Regions from separate parts of the Mus musculus genome. Here region 2 is linked to region 1. A link is a loop called in an ENCODE intact Hi-C map of the cell type or tissue named here. Cell type or tissue: gastrocnemius. All regions are shown on one strand. Each heading gives the region's core, and the rest is flanking DNA. Links, peaks and the distances in the headings are about the cores only.

The links. Hi-C counts contacts between places; a loop is a spot of excess contacts. Peaks named below come from ENCODE experiments on the same cell type or tissue, not always from the same donor. Only the 100,000 strongest peaks of a DNase experiment are listed, where the experiment ranks them.
Region 2: it touches region 1 in a loop (13-fold over the local background); 3 of 42 quality-filtered maps call a loop at or near these places.

The regions. Positions count from the first base shown.
Region 1 is chr9:66,279,566-66,289,698 of GRCm38, reverse strand. No RefSeq gene overlaps it. Among named protein-coding and RNA genes, the nearest start is that of Gm39364, 16 kb to the left of the region's middle. In gastrocnemius, for the core only: CTCF peaks have their summits at 5,687 (motif pointing left) and 6,905 (motif pointing left); a DNase peak (open chromatin) is centred at 5,677; H3K27ac peaks cover 900 bases.
Region 2 is chr9:66,422,553-66,432,685 of GRCm38, reverse strand. It overlaps Herc1 (HECT and RLD domain containing E3 ubiquitin protein ligase family member 1), which reads right to left. Exons shown (of 78, transcript NM_145617.3): 26 at 3,607-3,875. Among named protein-coding and RNA genes, the nearest start is that of Gm30447, 74 kb to the right of the region's middle. In gastrocnemius, for the core only: no CTCF peak of the experiment used is centred there; no DNase peak of the experiment used is centred there.

The sequences.
Region 1 (10,133 bases), core at 4,507-7,006:
CCACACGATTGGCTTGCCCTCATGACCCAGCACTTATGCCTGTGTCTCCCACTCCCTGGTATAGCTTCCTCTGAAATCTCCCTGTGTCTGATGTAGTTAAGAAGGGCCCTGCATGACTGCTGTCCCCTCTTCACACTTTGCATAACACCTAGCCACATTCCCTACACAGAACAAGTCACCTGTTGAGGGTTGCCTGGGAGAACAGACATCAATTGCCTTTGGACTTCTTTATTTCAGTTAATTAATTAATCAATCAATTCATTCATTGTTGAGATGGGATCTCACATAGCCCAGGCTGGCTTTGAATCATACAACTAAGACTAGCATGTCGTGGATAGAGGAATAGCAGGCATGTACCAGCATGGATGATTTATGTGGTGCTGAGGTACCAGCATGGATGATTTATGTGGTGCTGAGGTACCAGCATGGATGATTTATGTGGTGCTGAGGATGAGACTGGGGGTTTTGCTTAGCTACTGACTGAGCTACATCCCCAGACTCCCCCCTTCATCCCTTCTCTCCCACCCTACTGCCCCACCCCCCCACCCCAACTCAATGCTGTACTGGATTTGAACCCAGGACCTCATGCATGCTATATATGTGCTCAGCCACTGACCTACACCCCCAGTTCCAAAGTCTGTTTTTAAGAAGACCTTTTCCTTTTAAAATAAAAACTAACATCTTCATTAAAATAAAAACAGTCACTTCTACAGTAAAGCAACCACAGAGGCCTGCTTGGAACTCATGGACAATTTCATGTGGTTGGTTAGTGACATGCTTGGTTCTCTCTCGCCTGCTAGAGTAAACCTCTCAAGGGCCAGGAGGAAGGCCAGCTTGACACTGATCATTCCCAGTGCTTGCTCCCAACAGCTGCCAAGCAATGTTTGTTGAATTTAAATAGAAATGAAGTTCTAGAAGGCTGCTACAGGACCCCCCATCGAATGCTACAAAAGGAAGGCATCTTAAGTTCAAATAGAACGATAGATGCATCAATATACATGAGAGTGTCAGCGGCACACTCAGTTAGTAAAACTCATTAAGAGAACAATTTGGCAATACCTAGTAAGCTAAAGTCATTTGTCCTCAGGAGCCTTAAACTCTACTTGTAGAGGAACTTTCACACTTGGGCAGGATGGTGATGCTTATAAGAAAAAGTGCCCATTGGCAGGGAAGAGGTCAGAATGCTATTACAGACACACACACACACACATAAACTAGAGCCACATGTTTTTTTTTTTTTTAACTCAAAACCATAATATTAAGTGAAAAATTAGAAATCATGAAGCACAAATAAAGGTTAAAAACCTGCAAAATGATACCATGTCATCTTTATGGATATAGAAGCATTTAAGCAAAAGGTATAAAACTATCTATGGTAAACACTAAAGTCATAGAATTGTTCCTGTTAAAAGGGTAAGAAACTGAGGAATAGGCTGTTGTTGGATCCATAAAAGGTCTTAACTAAATCTAAGCTTTTCCTTTTGTTGTGTTTACTTATTAAGATTAACATTTTTATTTACTTTATTTCATGTGTATGGGGTTTTTTGCTTGTATGTATGTATGTATGTATGTATGTATACCGTGAACAAGCCTGGTACCTGAGGAGGTCAGAAAAGGGCATCAGATCCCCTACACCTGGAGGTACAGGTGGCCTTGAGCCGCCATATGGGTATAGAGAATTGAACCTGGGTCTTCTAGAGCAGCAAGTACTCTTAACCACTGAATACTCTACAGCCCCTGATCTTTAAAACAAGGTAATTATGTGTAAATGTGTTTGTTGCTGTATGTCTGAGCATGTAAGTACAGGTGCCTACTGAAGTCAGAGAGACCATGGCTTCCCCAGAGCTGGAGTTACAAGCAGTTGTGAGCCACTCAGCATGAGCTTGGGGAACTGAATTAGGGTCCTTTACAAGAGCAGTATTCATGCCTCTATGAATCTGAAGGAAGTACGATATCCAGGGCTGGGAAGGATGGCTCAGTCTTTAATGTAGTTTGTACGTGAGTCTGAGGACCTGACTCTAGATCCCCAGCACCCCTTAAAAGACTACATGGGGATACTCCTACTGCTTAGAAATCTGAGATAGGAAGGTGTTAGGGGCTTGCTGGCTCACCTGTCCAGTCAAATTGATCAGCTTCAGATGCAGTGAGCTACCACATCTTAAAACAATACAATGAAGGACAAGAGATGAAGTCACCTGACACTGACCTCTGGCTTGCATATATACATGTACACACACACACACACACACACACACACACACACACACACGATATAGAGTCAGGTGTGTTATTACCCACCTCTAATTCCAGAACTCTGGAGGTTGAAGCAAGAGGACTGTGAGTTCCAGGCCAACCTAGGAGAGACTCTATCTCAAGACATAAACAAACAAACCCCCAAAACATTATATCTCTATAATAGAACACTATATGGTTATAACAAAGAATGAGGTTGAAGTTATGGGTCAACAACTACCACCTCACAGTTTTGTTCTCAACTCTCATAAGGAAACCTCTCTTTACAACAGACAAAGAATAATTATAGAAAACCACAACCAATTAAAATGCAGAAGTGTGGAACCCTGTCCCAAGGGATCCATCTATAGCTCAGCTCCTGCACTTACAATCCAGAGACCATTGTGGAAGAGAGGGCAGAAAGACAGTACGAGACAGAGGAACAGGGAGTCTGCTGTGAGATGTGACTCCTAGAAATGTCAGAAGCTTCACTCATGAAGTCTCTTCAACATGGCTATCCCAACATGACCTGAGCAAGGGTGACACTAAAGATCACACTAATGTGGACAGGGAAAGCCTGCAAGGCCCAGGTCTGGACAAAGAACTACAGGCAGCTACGGGATGCAGAGGCCCCGAAGAAGAGTCTTCTCCAGGGAAGAGCACAGTAATTCGTTCTTCAGCACCAAATGGTCAGCCTTAAAAACATACCCAAATGCTGGACAGTGGTGGCGCATGCCTTTAATCCCAGCCTTCCTGGAACAGAGGCACACAGGTCTCTGTGAGTTCAAGGCTAGCCTGGTCTACAGAGTGAGTTCTAAAACAACCAGGGCTACACAGAGAAAACTGGTCTCAGAGAAAACAAACAAACAAACAAACAAATAAATAATAAAAACATACACACACAAGTAATCTTATATGGACTGAGTGGGTCAGATTGTATTTATATATTTAGGAATATTTTAACAAACAAACACACACACACACACACACACACAAAACAACACCAATAATAACAAAGATAAAGAGGCCATAATTTTGAAAAAGTGTGTGTGTGTGTGTGTGTGTGTGTGTGTGTGTGATTGAGAAAGGAGAATGAAAGTGAAGGGGGAAATAATATCATTGTGTTTTAATCCCCAAAAGAATCAGTAGTTTTTTACAAACTGATAAAAATCTCTATATTGTTCCGTGAAAGAAACAAGGCATGACCCAGTGTATATCCTATGTAACAGCATGATCCTACCCCATGGCAAACAGACCTCTGAGATCAGGAGCAAAAGCCTGCAGGTCACTGTGGCTGGGGAACAGTAGCTGTCACGCCTGCATCCCTAGGGCATTAGAAAATGTGCAGCTGCAGTTTGGCATCATCAGATAACAGAGGCTTTGGGCTCTGTTCCCAAAGTCCACTAAAGGCCAAAGTGCTGAGAAGCATCTGGAAAGAATCCACGGTAATTATCACAAACATCGTGCAATTGTAATTTCTGATAAGTCACATGAGCGGCGCCACTTGAAAGCTGATCAGGGACAGAATAATGACTGAAGGTTTCTGACGTTCTGTGCATACAAGAATCAAGAATACCATCTGAAAGCTTACTATCAACACTGACAGTTGACAAGCTGAGAGATCAAATGATACAGATTATAAAACGTCTCTAAAGCCACAATCTGAGATCAACCAATCAAAAAATCAAACAAGGGCTAGCAAGCCACCCAGCAGGTACACACACACACACACACACACACACACACACACACACACACACAAGCACTATGCAAGCCTGATAACCTGAGTTCAGTTTCTAGAGCCAGCAGTGGGAGGAAAGAGCAGACTCCCAAAAAGTGTCCTTTGACACCCATTGTCCCCCACCCTACATTCCATGCCACAGACAGACAGACACACACACACACAATAATAATAATAATAATAAATATAATTTTAAAAATGTAAATCAACCTACATATCAAGTTCAAAGCCAGCCTGGAGTACATGAAACCCTGTCTTAAAAAACAAAACAAATCAATAGAATTTTAAAAGGATTACTGCCAGGCTGGTGAGATGGCTCAGTGGGTAAGAGCACCCGACTGCTCTTCCGAAGGTCCAGAGTTCAAATCCCAGCAACCACATGGTGGCTCACAACCATCTGTAATGAGATCTGACTCCCTCTTCTGGAGTGTCTGAAGACAGCTACAGTTTACTTACATATAATAAAATAAATAAATCTTAAAAAAAAAAGGATTACTGCCGACATAAAGATCTACATAAAACCATCTGTTACTAGTTATCATTTTCACTTGTTTCACCTTTGTTTTTGTTGGAAAACAAAACTGTATGAATTGTTCCTATTTTACTTTAAAATATGTTCACTTTGCAATGTGTACATTTATCATCATATTTGTAGATTACAAAATGAAGTATGGCTAACATCACTAACTTCTCTTCTTTAAATGGCAGGGAGTCTTCTTGAGTGGAAGACTACAGTGGATCTTTTTCTCCCTTGAAGGAAAGAAACACACATGCACATATATGTGAAACACATATGCACATATATGTGTCAGGCAGCACGTATGGAGCAAGGACAACCTGCTGGAGTCAAGCTATCTTCTTCCACCATTTTGGTTTGTTGTTGTTTTTGAGACAGGTCTCACTATATAGCCTTGGCTGGCCTGTAACTCACTTTCCTGAATGCTAGAATTAAAAGCAGGTACCATCATGCCTGGCTGCCTTCCTTGCATCATTTGGATCTTGGAGATAGAACTTGGGTTGTCAGGCTTGTAAGTGAGTGTCTTTTTCCTATGAGCCATTTTAATAGTCCCTCAAAAGCAAGGTTTTTTTAAGCAGCCATCTGTTTTAAAAGAAGGAATATATATATATATATATATATATATATATATATATATATATATATCCATATATATATGTATATGGCTTTATATATACATATTGCTATATAAAATATATATTCATATAAAATCTTGTATGAAGATAGTTATGTATTATGTTTACATGTGTAATATTTAGAAGGATTCATAAATAACTAATAGCAGTAAATATAAGAGTAGATTTTTTCTACATACTTTTTATACAGTGTGTGTGTGTGTGTGTGTGTGTGTGTGTGTGTGTGTGTGTTTGTACTGGAGACTGAAGCCAGAGCTGTGTACATGCAAAGCAGGTACTCTAGCACTAAGCTGCAACCCCAGCTCCTGTTTTATACTTGAAAATTCTTGAACTATATAGATGGCATTTGACTGACTCTGAAAATTAAAACTTTAAAAAAATCTTGGCAGATTTCCACAAAGCCTATGCAAAACATTAAGCCAGACTCTCAAGGGTTTGGCCTGTGGTTGATTGGTTTGCTTGTTTCCCTGGAACCTCTGTTTTAGGAACCAGGTATATCTTACTGGCTTTCAGATCTAGGAACAAAGATCTCAATCAGTCCTTGCAGTGCCACCTGGTGGCCATGACCTCGTAAGGTTCAAGCTTTTCTCTTCAATAATCTTTGGGAGTGCCTATGACCTTGACAGTGGGCAACACAGCACCGTGTAAACTGGCTGAGGTTAGTCTCAGTTGACACACATTGAATGTCCAGGACTGCCTTGTGTGGGTAGAATTCCATACAACTCCTGAAGTTTCATGACCTCTGCCTCCAAGGGGCCCCTCAAAGGCAGCCTACAGTAACAGCACATGGACTTCAAAGTCCAGAACCAAACCCTGGCTCCACTATCTACCAGCCTTGTCTTATTCAGCATAGCTTCCAAGGTCCTCCACTTCCTCATCTGCAAAGGTGGTAGGTAAGTCAGGGAAAGTACACACAAGAGATTAGAACAATGCCTTTGTATAACATGATAAACTCATGTCTTGATAAACATGAGTTCTCTTCCTAGGATTGCCTACTGATAACTTAGCTCTCCCCTGGCACTAGAGAAGGCAGCATGGTTGCTATGCAGGCTCAAGCCTTGGAAATGTTGAGGGAGAAGAAATTTATTTAGTGCCTGTATGTGTGTATTCATGTGGGTGAGCATGAATGTGTATGCATGCATGCACACATACCCATGCACATGTGCACATTATAGCAGGTGTGTGGAGGTTCAAGGGCAACTTTCGAAAGTCATTTCTCTCCTTCCACCATTTGGATCCTGGGCATGAGACTAAAGCTTGGCAGCAGGCACCTTTGCCCACTAATCACCTCACTGCCCTCTCCCCTTGTTTTTCCCAGCTGCTAAGGAAGAAATTAAAAGCTTGGCTATAGGGGAGAAGGAGTTCAAAAGCTGCTGCAGCCTCACAAGGAGCGTCAGGGCATCCCTAGTGCTACCCAGGGGTGCTCCGTCAAGCGAGTCTGCTCCTGGAAAGCAAAGCTCAGTCCCTGTCCCCATCCCCCACTCCCTGAATGAGTGAGAGCCAAATAGATAAGAAATTACAAGGAATAGCCCAGAAGTTGGGGGCACTCAGAAAAACAAATGATGAAGTTGGCCATCTGCCCTTAAAAAGGGATGACTATGCGCCTACTAGTCCCTCATCCCTACCATCAGAGTAGCATCTTCCATTGTAAATCTTTTCAAGGATGCAGAACCTGGGTTAGAAAGATGGCTCAGTGGTTAACAGAGCTGACTGTTTTTCCAGAGGACAAGGGTTCAATCCTTGTAGCTCTCACTACTGTCTGTAAGTCCAGGTGGTCTGATGCCCTCTTCTGGCTTCTGTGGAAACTGCATGCACATGGTGCACACTTATGTGCAGACAAAACAGCAATACACATTGGGGGGTTGAGGTGGGGGGAGATGCAGATGTGTTAGTTTGATTTCTGTTGTTTTTTTTTTTTCACTTTTTAAAAATGAGAACAGTGGGTTTTTTTTTTTAAGGTGTATTTATTTTATTTCTATGGGTACACTGTGGCTGTCTTCAGACACCAAAAGAAGGCACCAAATCCCATTACAGATGGCTATAAGCCACCATGTGGTTGCTGGAAATTGAACTCAGGACCTTTGGAAGAGTAGTCAGTGCTCTTAACTGCTGAGCCATCTCTCCAGTCACCTGTTTGCTTTTGTTTTAAAACAGTAATATAGCTCAGGCTAGCCTAAATTCACAACTCACTATGCAGCAAAAGATAACCTTGAATTCCTGGTCCTCTTGTTTCTGGCTCCAGAGTGCTAGGATTGCAGGCATGCACCAGCGTGTATGGTTTATGCAGTGCTGGGGCCTACGAAAGACCTCAGACTACCAACTTTCCACTGCTGTGACAGAAGGCCTATGATAATCAACAGAAAAAGAAGAAAGGATTATTTGGGCTCACAGTCTGGGAGGTTTAGGTCCATGGCTGCTTGCCTCTGCTGCCTTGGGGGTCTGTGGTGAGACATCATGACAGAAGCTGCTCATATATGACATCTAGAAAGCAAAAAGACAGAAATATTTGGGCATGGTATACACCTGGGTTCCCAGCTCAGGGGAGGCTGAGGCAGGAGGGTTGCAAGTTCAAGGCCAGCCTGGGCTACATAGTGAGCCCTTGTCTCTGAATGCAAACAAAACAAATGCCAACCCCCCTGGAAGCCTTAGTTTCCTAAGCTTTCTCAAGATGGCTGTGAGAACAGAAGGCAATAAAGACCTGGTGTGAGGCAGATGCTTCTAGAATGCAAACCACAGGGTGGGGGCGGGGGGAGTGGAGAGGCACAGGCAGACCGGCAAGAAGGCAGCAGCTGCTGCTGCTCTCTAGCAAGGCTCCTTTGCATTTGGCCGTAGGCAGCTGAAGGGGCCAGACAGGCGGAAAGCGAAGGTGCTTTGCAGCTGGGCAGTGAGGTTTCTTAACCAACCGAGCTTCACAGAATGTTCAGGATGTGGGCCGGCCCCCAGCATGCACTGGGGAAAACCAAAGGACGAGAAACAAGAGGCATGTCACGTCAAGGGCCTTGCTCATCACATATCACATGTCACCAGAGTGGTTGGCAGAGGCAGCAAACAACACCATGGGAACTCCATCTCCTTCTTCCATTTGCTCCATCCAGCCTACTCACTGATGAATTTATGTTTTACGCTAGTCCATAAAGCACAGTTGTTAGGACAGAAGCCACTTTCTGAGTGCAGTACACTAAGTGCCGCCATGCTTTAGCTAATCCAACCGAATAGTCATAGGAGCCCTGCGGGGAAGATATTGGCATGCCCCCGTTTTACAAATGGGAAAGCTGAGGCCCAATACCTTGGTAAATAAATAAATAAATAATCACCCAGCTAAGAAGATGTCAGAAATGTCATTCAAACTCTGAGACCTAACCTGACTCTCAGGCCAGGGTTTTCAGATCAGTACCGTGGACCTAGGCTAGAAGACATTTTCATATTTTCTTTTTTCTTTTTTTTTTCCCCCTTGAAACCGGTCTATGTAGCCCTTGCCAGAACATACTATCTAGACCAGGCTGATCTTGAACTCACAGAGATCCACCTGCCTCTGCCTCCTAAGTACTGACATTAAAGACACATGCCAGCACATCCTGCTGGGAGACACTTTCTAGGGAAAAGAGGTAAGTACCTACAGGCTTTGGAGGAGCAGGAAAGCCCACCTCCTGGGCCAGTGTCCAGTGAGGAGGGGGTAAGAGACATTGCCTACCATCACCCAGCAGTGGGCATGGAGAGAGGCACTACACCCCTCCATCAGTGCCCTTCTCTCAGTAGAGACCTCAGCTGCCTCCTAGCAGTTTGGGGGAAAACCAATTGTGCCCTAGGCTCTAAGGCACTAAGCCTTAGGTATAGACAATCACAATTTATCCTGGTCCCCCCACCCCCCTCGATCTAGGGATGTGCATGCAGACCAAGAAAGGCTTTGCTGTGGTTTCAGAATGTCTGTGCTCACTTCCTGTAAAGACATATGCAAATTACTTTTCTCATTGCTGAGACCTAACACCTGGTCAGAAGCAACTTAAAGCTAGGAGGCATGGTGGCTCACACCTCTGTGAGTCTGGGAGCAGCTTGGTCTATATTGTGAATTAATTCCAGACCTGCCTGCCAGGGCTACCTAGTGAGACCCTGTCTCAAAAGAAAAAAAAGAAAAAGGAAGGAGAAGAAATAGAAGAAGGTCTATTTTGACTTACAGTTGGGATACAGTGCATCGTGGCAAAGGCATACAAGCAGGAGTGTGAAGTGGCTGGCCACACTGTGTCTGCTGTGTGGAAGCAGAGGCAGACAGATGCTGGGGTTCAACTAGATCTCTGTTTGTTATGTAGTCCAGAACCCTAGCCCCATGAATAGCATCCACAGCTGCAGTGGGATTCTCCAGCTTAGTTAACCTAAACTAGAATCTCCCTCACTGACACGCCCAGATATTTGTCTGGAGGGGATTCTGGATCCTGTCAACTTGGCAACTTCAACTCTCGAAGTATCTTTCTGCCTGATGCTCTCAGTTGAGTAAACATTGTAAAGTAGTTTTGCCTCCCCCTGGACAAGTATTAGGATAAAGGACAAAAAAGCCTGGTCTGTTTAAAATACTCAACCTGTTGGAAAGGTGAGAGGTGTGGCCCTGCCCTTCCCCCACAGAGGCCTGGGCTGAAGTACCAAGAACCCTGTGGAGACATCATAGCTACTCCTGGCCCAGAGGAGCCACCCAGGCATCAGGCCAGTGCCCTGGGTATTTTCAGCTTCCAGCAGCATCAGCAAGGTCTGAGAGCCATGAGCCTTATTGTATTTCAGGTGACCTAGGCACCTGGCCAGCAGCACAGCCAGGGAGTGCTGTCTTTATGCCCTTGTCTGGGCCTTTCTTCTTTCCTGCCAATCTGCATAACCAGGCCATGGGAAGGGCTGCAGAAGGAGCATCTGCTAAGCTCAACAGGCACCAGAAATGGGTGAAAAGAGAGACAGGCAACTTCAGATGCCACTAAAATGCTTGAGAATCAACTTGGGACTCTCCAAGAACTCCATCCTTCACTTGGTC
Region 2 (10,133 bases), core at 3,888-6,387, 140 kb before region 1:
AACCATTGGACTAAGCCTGGGGATTCCAAAGGAAGAGTTAGGGGAAAGATTAAAGGAACTGATGGGGATTCCAACCCCACAGGAAAGAACATCATCAACTAACCAGACCCACCAAAGTTTCCAGGGACTAAACCACCAACCCAACAGTATAATGGATGGGTCTATGGTTCCAGCTACATATATAGCAGAGGATTACCCTCTCTGGCATCAGTGGGAGGGGAGGCCCTCGGTCCTTTGGAGGCTTATTGCCCCGTGTAAGGGGATGCTAGAGGCGTGAGGTAGGAGTGAGTGTGACGGTGGGAGATCACCCTCTTAGAGGCAATGGGGAGGAGGGATAGGATCAGAGGTTTGAGGAGGGGAGACCAGGAAGGGGGACAACATTTGAAATGTAAATAAATAAAATAACCAATAAAAAAAGGTAAAGTTTGGAGACAAGATGTCAAGGCCACATTCTTCTGCATGTTGGGCAGTCTTAGGAAAGTCAATGAACTTTATGAGTCCCAGTTTCCTCAAATACAAAACGAGTATCAGTGTCTAGCCTACTCAAAGAGCTACTATGACGCACACAGATACATGTGAAGAGTTCAAAGCTTTATAAGTACAAGTAGTGAGATTGCATAGAATGAATACTTTTTAGTTCCAGAATCAGAAGTACTTCTCCATGGTCTGTCCAAGGCTCACTATCTTCTCTACCCACTACTGAAAGACCCATCACTACAGTGGCTCAGCCTACTCTTCTTTGAAAAAAAAAAAAAAAATGGATTTCTACTTTAAAAGTTTAGATTTAGAGAAAGTTGTAAACCCTTTTATGTGAAGCAGTTATCTCAACGGTAATAATCATGATCACAAAATCACAGCACTGATTATCAGCTCTGAAAAATACTGAGGATGCTCTAGATACAGCAATAGCAACTACTCAGTCAAGATTAATTCTCTGTTTAACTGAGTTTAAGACTTATTTTGCTTTAGGCATGTGTGTATGCCTGAGTGTATGTATGTGCAGGGAATCCGATTCCCTTGAACTGAAGTTATAGACAGTTTAGAGCCACCTGAAAAGGGTATTGGCAACAGAACATGGGTCCTCTACAGCATACGTTCTTAATCACTAAGCCATCTCTCTAGCTCCAGATTAGATCAGGTCAGCCTGAGCTATACAGGGAGACTCTTTCTCAAGAGGAAATAGGGGAGGAGTGAAAATAGAGAGAAAATAACAAAGGCTGTATCTCAATTTAGGTTAGATTTCCACAGTAATGATTACCACAGTAAAGATGAGCAAAATTTGAATTAAAAAGTAAACCTTAGGACTAGGAAAATGGTATGATGGGCAAGAGTATTTGCTCTGTAAGCATGATGAGGTGAGTTTTAATCCCCAACACCCATTTAAAAAGCAAGCCTTGCAGCAAGAGTCTGTAACCCAAACATTGGGAAATCAGGAACAGGTGAATCCTAAGAGATCACTGGTTAGCTAGCATAGACAGAAGAGAGGTTCCGTGGGCAATAAAGTAGAGAGCAAAAGACTACAATACCTGACATCTTGCATGGGTCCCCACAACTACATGACTGGGCTCACATACCTAAACCCATCTCATTAGTATACAATTTTCTTTCCTCTTTAATAAATGATACAAAAAGTTGTTCTAAAAGTTATTTCTTTAGCATTTCTCAGTAAATGATTTGCATATCTATTTTATATAGCTACATACTGAATAAAAGTTTTTCAGGCAAAAAAAAAAAAAGATCATGAATGGAAATTGTTCAAGAACCACTGAGACAGGACTGCATTAATCTGTAATTTTATATATATATATATATATATGTGTGTGTGTGTGTGTATGTGTGTGTGTGTGTGTATGTATATATACACGTGTATATAAGAAATATTATATATAAAAGATATCATATATGTGTATCTTTATATATTCACATATAAAGTGAAATATGTATACATATATATGTATATGTGTATGTGTGTATGTGTGTGTATATATGTGTGTGTGTGTGTGTGTGTGTGTGTGTATATATATATATATATGTATGTATATATATATGTATGTATGTATATATATATCTTCATTTTTCATGACCATGACATGTTGGAAGTAGTCTTTATTTCTTATAAGGAAGTAACTTATAGGAAGTTCCTAAATTTGGATTTGCTACCCAGTCCCCCTCTCACAACTAGAATAGAGCTAGAGATTTGTAGAAGATAGCTACAGAATTCAGTATTGTCATTATGTCAATGATACGTTATATCTACATGAGATATTAATAGTAATAGTCATTATGATTGCTTAAAGATCTATCTGCCAGATTTCTAATGTCATTCCTTTTTCTTCCTCTTTCTCATACCTACTAGAAGCAAGTTACTAAGTACAACCCATTAACAAGGGTGAAAAATTTAATTTCTATTAGAGGAAGGAATATCAAAGGATCTGTGGTCAGATTAAAAGTCATTAATATTTGGGGCTTATTCTGTGACTATGCAAACCTCCTAGGTACCCTAGTTTTCTCATGGATGTCTTTACTCATCTTTGGGTCTTTACTGTAGCAATCATTGTTGTGGGTATCACTAATGTTTTGTTCCTGCCTTTTCTTTTCCTTGCGTTTGTGATAGGGTTTCTCCTACGCAGCCCTAGCTGGGCTGGCATAGATTATATAGCCTAGACTAGCCTCAAACTCACAGCAATCCCTGTGGCATCCTTTTAATGCAGAGATAAACAGTACAAAATGGAGGGTATGAGACGGAGCCAATTTCAACCTTGCTTCTAGAAGAGAGACGACTGATGACAGTTTGTCCTAAGAGATAAAATCTTTAAATTGTACGTTTTATCCGGTTCAAACACTGTTGTGCTGCTTTCATTAAGAAAAGGATGTCAAGTTGGGTGCACGCCTTCAGTCCCAGCACTCAGGTAGGCAGAGGCAGGTGAATCTCTCAGTTTAAGGCCAGCCTGGTCTATTCAGTGAGCTCTAGGACAGGCAGGGCTAAACAAAAAGAAACCCCATCTCTAAAGAACAAAACCAACCAAACAAATAAAAACATAAGCAAACAAAGAAAAGAATGTTAAAAGCTCAGGTACAGAAAAAGGAGACAGCCCAGAAGGTAGAACACTTACTGCACAAGCACAAAGACCTGAATTTGGATTCCCAGTACCCACATAAAGCTAAGCCTGCCAGCATCTCTGTGACCTCAGTGCTGGAGGCAAGCGAGGCACAGTCTATGCAGAACCCAAGCTCAGAAGGTTTTGAGGTCGCCTCAAAAACTAGTAACAACAAGGTTCACTAGATAGAGGTATTTGCTGCCGAGATTGAAGGACAGAGTTCGATCACTAGAACCCACATGGTAGAAGGTGAGAAATGACTCCTACAAGATGTCCTCAGAACTCTGTGGCACACGTACTATAAAGGAGGACACGCAAACTAACCTCTAGACTCCACCCATCTACACACACTGTACCACACATGCACATGCACGGAGTGGAGTGGAGGGGAGGGGAGGGGAGGGGAGGGGAAAAGAAGGGCAAAGCTTTTCATAGAATTATACATTCAGTGAGTGATTCACTTTTGGTTTCCAGAGTTGCTTATGAATAATAAATATCCACAACTTACCTCTGCCCTTAGCTGTTGCTGCTCCATTGCAATGATGGAGGCCTGGGGACTTGTAGACATACTTTCTTCCGGCTCCTTGAAACCTGGAGCATTCCCCACATCTCCACTCACAAAACTTACAACATTTTCAATCAATGTGTGAACTCCCAAAGACTTGGTAAGGTCAAAATCAGACTCAAAGGAGTAAGAGGAGTTGTAGAACCAATCTCTGGTATGTTTCAGGCGAGTCCAAGAGTCACTCAGAGATTCTAATTGACTATGCATAGGACCTACATGAAAATAGGGGTTAAAAAAAAAATCACACATCAACAGCAATCAAGTAGAGAAGGGAACACATTCTCAAACTAGATGAAGGCTGAGCGCTACTATCATACCAAGTGGTGAGAAATGGATACTCATGTTTGAACACATGCATGCATTAAGTGAATCTGGTCAAAATACTTTGGTTAAAAAAAAAAAGAACAAAAATAAACAAAAGTTAAAAGCAATGTAAAAAACTAAAGAGAAAGCCTTGTTGATTTATCGGTGTCCATGTCAGTGCTTTGGCAACACGCTACCACAAGAAAATAAAGGCAGAAGCTGCTCTGTAAGATCTTAATCAAAAAGGCTCTGAAGTATCACAACACATCATTACTCAGGAGCAACACCAAAACGGGCACTTAGAACTCTACTGGTAAAAGCCAATCAAAAAAGGATTTCATCTGACTAAACATCATTGCAAAGGGAAGTCACAACTGCACAAAATGTCTACAAATCTTCAATGAAATATTAGCAAAAATGGTTATACAAGGGCAAGTAAACTTACAAAAAGGAGACATAAACACCACTGTTAAGTTTCACTTACTACCTGTCATGTGCATATTTATTTACCTCAGGTTGTTAAGCTCCTATATAAAGGAAGCAAAGTTTCACAAAAAAGTAGTATCCATTGTAAAATATTAATGGTATTACCAGCAGTTTGTATTAGCAGCAGTAATAGCTAAGTGTTATTAGCTTGCTTGTATTTTTAGGTTAAACCTTTAAACATCAAATACTACCATATTAGAATACAAAAATAACTTTCTAAGTTACAAGCCAAGTTTAGCTCTAAAAATATATCCATATCCAATTCATATACTTTTTCTTTAAACATTCTTAGGGAACTAAGTTTGCTTAACTATACTTTTCGTTCATAATAAACCTTCTCATCATTGTTCTATATTTTGCCTGCTTTTGTATTTATATATTTATATTATTATTGAATATAAATATAAAACTGACAAAAACTTGTATCAATTTGTTTTCTACCTAAATTTTTACTAGTCTGAAGCTTAGGCTTATCATTCTCTTCCTTTTACTGCTATCGAATTTTGTCTTACATTCACTCTAAAGATGGACAATCTTTAACTGTGGTGATTATTTTACATAGGCATGTATTCTGCATGTATGTAGGGATATAAATACCTATGTGTTTTTAGATGCTCATGAATGTTTATGCACCTGAATGAAATTTGACTTAGGGTGTCTTCCTGGATTATTCTCCATTAACATGTTGTTGCAGAGTCTTATAATGAACCTACCACTCACTGTTTTAGCTTGCTCTGAGGACTCCCCTATCTCGGCCTCCCTTGTGATGGGGCTATAGGTGGACTACTAAACCCAACTGGCCTTCAGGTAGCTCTGGAGATCTAAACTCCAGTTCTTACACTTGCATAGCAAGAACTCAGATTCATCCACACAGCCCCAGTTTTAGCCGTATTTTACAATCTTAAGAAAGTATTAATTATGTAATCATTTTAAACATATTCTTTTTGTGCAATATAATATTGCCAACATAAATCCAATTTACTATATATAGCCAGGATTCATTTGTTTATTGTGTAAACATACCAACTTTCTATATTAGGAATTAATTTTAAGGTACCCAACAAAGATACATCATGTTAAAAAAAAAACTGCACTTGTTAAATTATACCAGACAGAAAGTTTTGAAAAGATTATTACTAGTGGCCACAGAGGAAGAAACTCTACTACAATATTAAGCATTTAGTCTTTCATTTTTTTACTGTTACACTGGTGCCAGTTAAACCTCAGGGCTTTAAAATCAGACATGGAAATTCTTAATAGGGAACTAATATTATGAACTATTAAATATCCTAATAAAATTAATTCATATACCAAAGAATTATTACCTTTTATATTTTCATGAAATATTCTTTTCTCAAAAGCTTCTAGGGGTGGTGGTGGTGGTGGTGGGGTGTGTGTGTGTGTGTGTGTGTGTGTGTGTGTGTGTGTGTGTGTGTGGTGTGGGTGTGTGTATGAGCTGGGGGGGTGGTAATGGGTTTTTAATATACATGGAGGAATGAGTGCAGGCTAGGACAATATTGGCTATCTGTCCCTTGCCTTCAACTTTGTTTGAGATAGGGTACCTTGGTTTTTGCTGCTGTGTATACCAGACCAGCTGGCCCATAAGCTTCGAGCTATTCCCATCTTCCCTTCCTTCTTGCCATAAAGGGATTATAAACACACAAATACTTATGTGTGTTCTCAGGACCTGACCACAGGTTTTCACAAGTACTTTATCCACTGAGCTATTTCCAAAGCCCCAAGAACTCTTTCTAATAAGAGCTCCAGGACTAGAGATACAGTTCCGCAGTAGAAAGCTTGCCTAGTATGCACATAGAATTCTGAATTCCATCTCCAATAGAGGGGGAAAATCTAATTTTCAGTTTTATGGAGATGAAAATAATATGAAAAAATTCCTACTTATAAGTACAGCTTTCATATAATTTAGAAAAAAGTAATATCCATGGGTATATATTATGTTAAAATTATTTTTTTAAATACAGAAGAAATTTAAACAAAGACACCATTTTCTTAAGCTGTCCAAATTGAAGGGCTGTATATGACTTAACCAAGGAATGTCAGGTTTTAGTGCATTGCACTGAGCTTATTTTACTTAATAGCAAATTTCAGAATACAACAGCCTTTTTCTTTTAACACATACAAGTTACTTTTCAGAACAAGTCCCTAATATCTACTGTCCAGTGTTAGAACCACAGAAATGAAAGAGATCTATCTACTTCAACTGAGGACACAGAGGCTCAGACAGATGAATTTCCCAAATTAGCAACATTGGTTCCTTAATTCTAGGTGAAGTAGATTCATAAATTCCTGTTATATAATGACTCAAAGCACACAGATCTATGGAAATTTCAACTGCTTGGTTAATTATATAAAGGCTCAATCACTAATCTACCAATAGTGAACTGCCTTTATATACAGAGAAATATTCCATGGAATTACTAGACATGCCCAAACTAAATCCCTTTGAAAGCAGGAGTCAGCAAACTTTTTCTGTCATGTGTCACATAGTAAACAGTCCAGTGGTCCATAAGGTCTCAGCCACAATTGCTCAATCCTGATATTATAATAAGAAAACAGACAGATAGTTGATAAACAAATGAGTAAAGCTTTAATTCAATTTACAAAAATAGAGAAGGGTCAGACTTGGCCTACTAGATGTAATTTGAAAAAGCTTAAAGGATAAAATTATTGGGTATATGATTCAAATAAACTCCTTATGAATAAAACATAAAATCAGGAAAAAGAAAGGGGCAGGGTGCACACCTTTAATCTCAGCACTCAGGAAGCAGAAAAAGGAGGATCTCTGTCAGTTCAAGGCCAGCCTGGTCTACCTGTGGTCCAGGCCAGCCACATAGTGAGAGAAGTCTCAAAAACAAAACAACACAACAAAACAATGGGGGCCAAAAACTTAAAACACAGAGAAATGAGAAACAGAATTTTACTTTAAAAAAAAAAACTATTTTTTTTTTAATTCTCTGTTTTTTAATCTCAAAATAAGTAAGCAAGCTAAAAGGGGACGGCTCCTACACCTCAGTAGATTTGCAGGGCAATGCTTACTGCTTACTCTCAGAGAAACAGTTCAGCAAGACTTTGTGACTGTTTACTTGTTTTTACAAACTCTGGTTCTTAAATGAAATTTTCAAAATGAACATGGCTGAGCTGCAATACATACTTTATAAACCATAAAATATGTAGGCAAGCTAAAAGGGGAAAAAAATTTAAACATGCCATCATGTACTTGCTTGAAGCTCTTCTTTTTTCTGGGGCTCAAGTGGCCAAAAAGGAGTAAATACCCTACCACATAAGAATCAGAAGACAAAAGCAGAAATTTGATACAGGAGATAACATTTATATTCTTTATGTAACTTGAAATGCACAAATAAAATAGCATTTCACCCAATTTGTTACATCATAAAACACATATTGATAAATGTTTCCAGCATTACTTCAGCAATAAAATGCTAAGAATATTGACAAAAGCTTGAGAGAGGAACTCAAACTACACTTTATCCAATAAAGTTTACCTAATACGGCTTCTGCTACTGCTTCTTAAATTTGGTGAGATTCTATCTACCACTTTCACCATAACAGCTTCAGCTTACACAAGAAATAGCAAGCACGGGTAAAAGGTATTATCTTTCTGTAAATAATTAGCTCAATCTGCACAATCACAGAAAATCTTTTAAGTATGTGTCAAAATACCAAAATGTCAACAGTTTTTGGTAAATTTTGTTGAGAATTTGATAAACTTACAAATGAGTTCCTATTTGTGAAGCACTTAAAATAATGTTTGGTGATAATGAGCTGTTTATAAGCTTCTGAATATAAATTTCATTTTGTCCCTGAAGAACTTGCTTCATCTGTTTCTTTTTAATAAAATGTATAGGTTGTTTTTAATTTTATAATTTAACCGTTTTGTTTTCTTTGGTTTCCCAGCTGGGTCTTGCTACGGCACCCATGTCTGCAGCTCTTGGAGTCAACCTTTCCAGCCTAACCACCACCCCTCCAGCTCCCACCAAACAGCTGTTACTATAGAAGCTTCTAGCCTAGACTTTAACATTTTAATATCTGAAAAGATGGACAAGATGGTCTAGCTAAAGGTTATATGCTCCCATTGCTTTGCACCTTCCATGTCTGCTTAGATCACAGTGAAACATTAGCCAGAATTAAGGGTTTTAAAAAGAACAATCATGTTTCATTATCATGAATCTTAATATCTTTAATGTCAAAGAATGAGTGAAGTAGAGATGATTAACCCTTTCAAGGAGCTTTTTAAAAAAGAGACATTGAATATACACTGACCACTAATTATCATTTATTCACACATTTAATTTTAATAAACAAGGTATAATTAAAACTATTGTTTCTCTTGTTCCTCTTATCTGACTTTCACTAAGACCAACAAATGGAAAAGCTATTTAAAAAAATATTTTTGGATTTCCTCCTCAAATAGTAGAAAAGAGTAAATATGCATATAAAAGAATCCTCTTTGGCTAGACATTTGTTTGTTCTCCAGGGTACAGGTCACAATTTCACAACAAACAGTTTGGTCAAAACAGTTCTCATACTTAGACAGTTCAACTGTCCCAGACAAGATAAGCATTTTTTGAAACTAATGGAATCTGATTCAGTTTGACAAGTAAGAATAAGAAATACTACACTACCATTTAAAAGCAAATAAACACTTCCTCTAGTGTGTGGACCAAGGCTAATCATTAAATATATAAGATTTATAAAAATTTAGAAAATGTATCAAATGTTTTTAAACATTTTAATTAAAGATTTATTTCAAAGTATGTGTTTATTGGGGTGAGATCTGTGCACATGAATACCGGTGATTATTTTGTTGTTGTTTGTTTTGAAACCAAGTCTGTCTACACAGCTTCACTCCTGAAACTAGTGATCTATGAGAGCATGCAATCCTGTGGACCTGGAGTTACAGGCTGTGAGCAACCTGATATGGGTGACAGAACTGAACTGTAGTCCTCTCCAAGAGCGCGGTATATGCTAAACCACTGAGCCATCACTCCAGACACTCTTACACTATATTTTTAGTGTTTTTGAAGAAAGGGTTCTATTACAGTAAATAAAATAAAATCTGCAAAGTATACATTTTTATTATGCATTAAAGTCTAGGATTCTGAGACAGAAAAGTAACTATTTTGGATTACATTCCTAAAATAGTAACTCTTCTTCTTTTTAGTTAACTTTATTATAATCCCTAGGAATAAAATAAAGAGCAAATTTATTCCGTGGGAACGATAAATGGTTACCACATTAAGTGATTTGATAAATTTTTAAGTCACTTTGTCTCCACATTATAATTTCCCAAATAAATAGTTACCAAAAGAAAAATTCCACAAAGGTCTCTATATGTTTTTCTGATTTAAAAACAACAACAAAACAGAATTTTCCAATTAGAAAATAGGGGGGTACTAGTACTATCTTGAGATTTTTAAGGAAGATGGCTTGTCCATACATCAAGTTAAGATTAATTGCTTGATTTAGCTATTTAGCTCTACTTAGAGCTAAAGCTATAGGAGATTTACACATGGTTTTAGGATAAAAGTTTTGAAAAATATAGGCAACAATTCTAAGTTATAATTTTAATACATTGATTCATAATTAAAATGTGGACTACTTCCGTACTATTTGAAGATAAACATACTACTCTTTTCCTT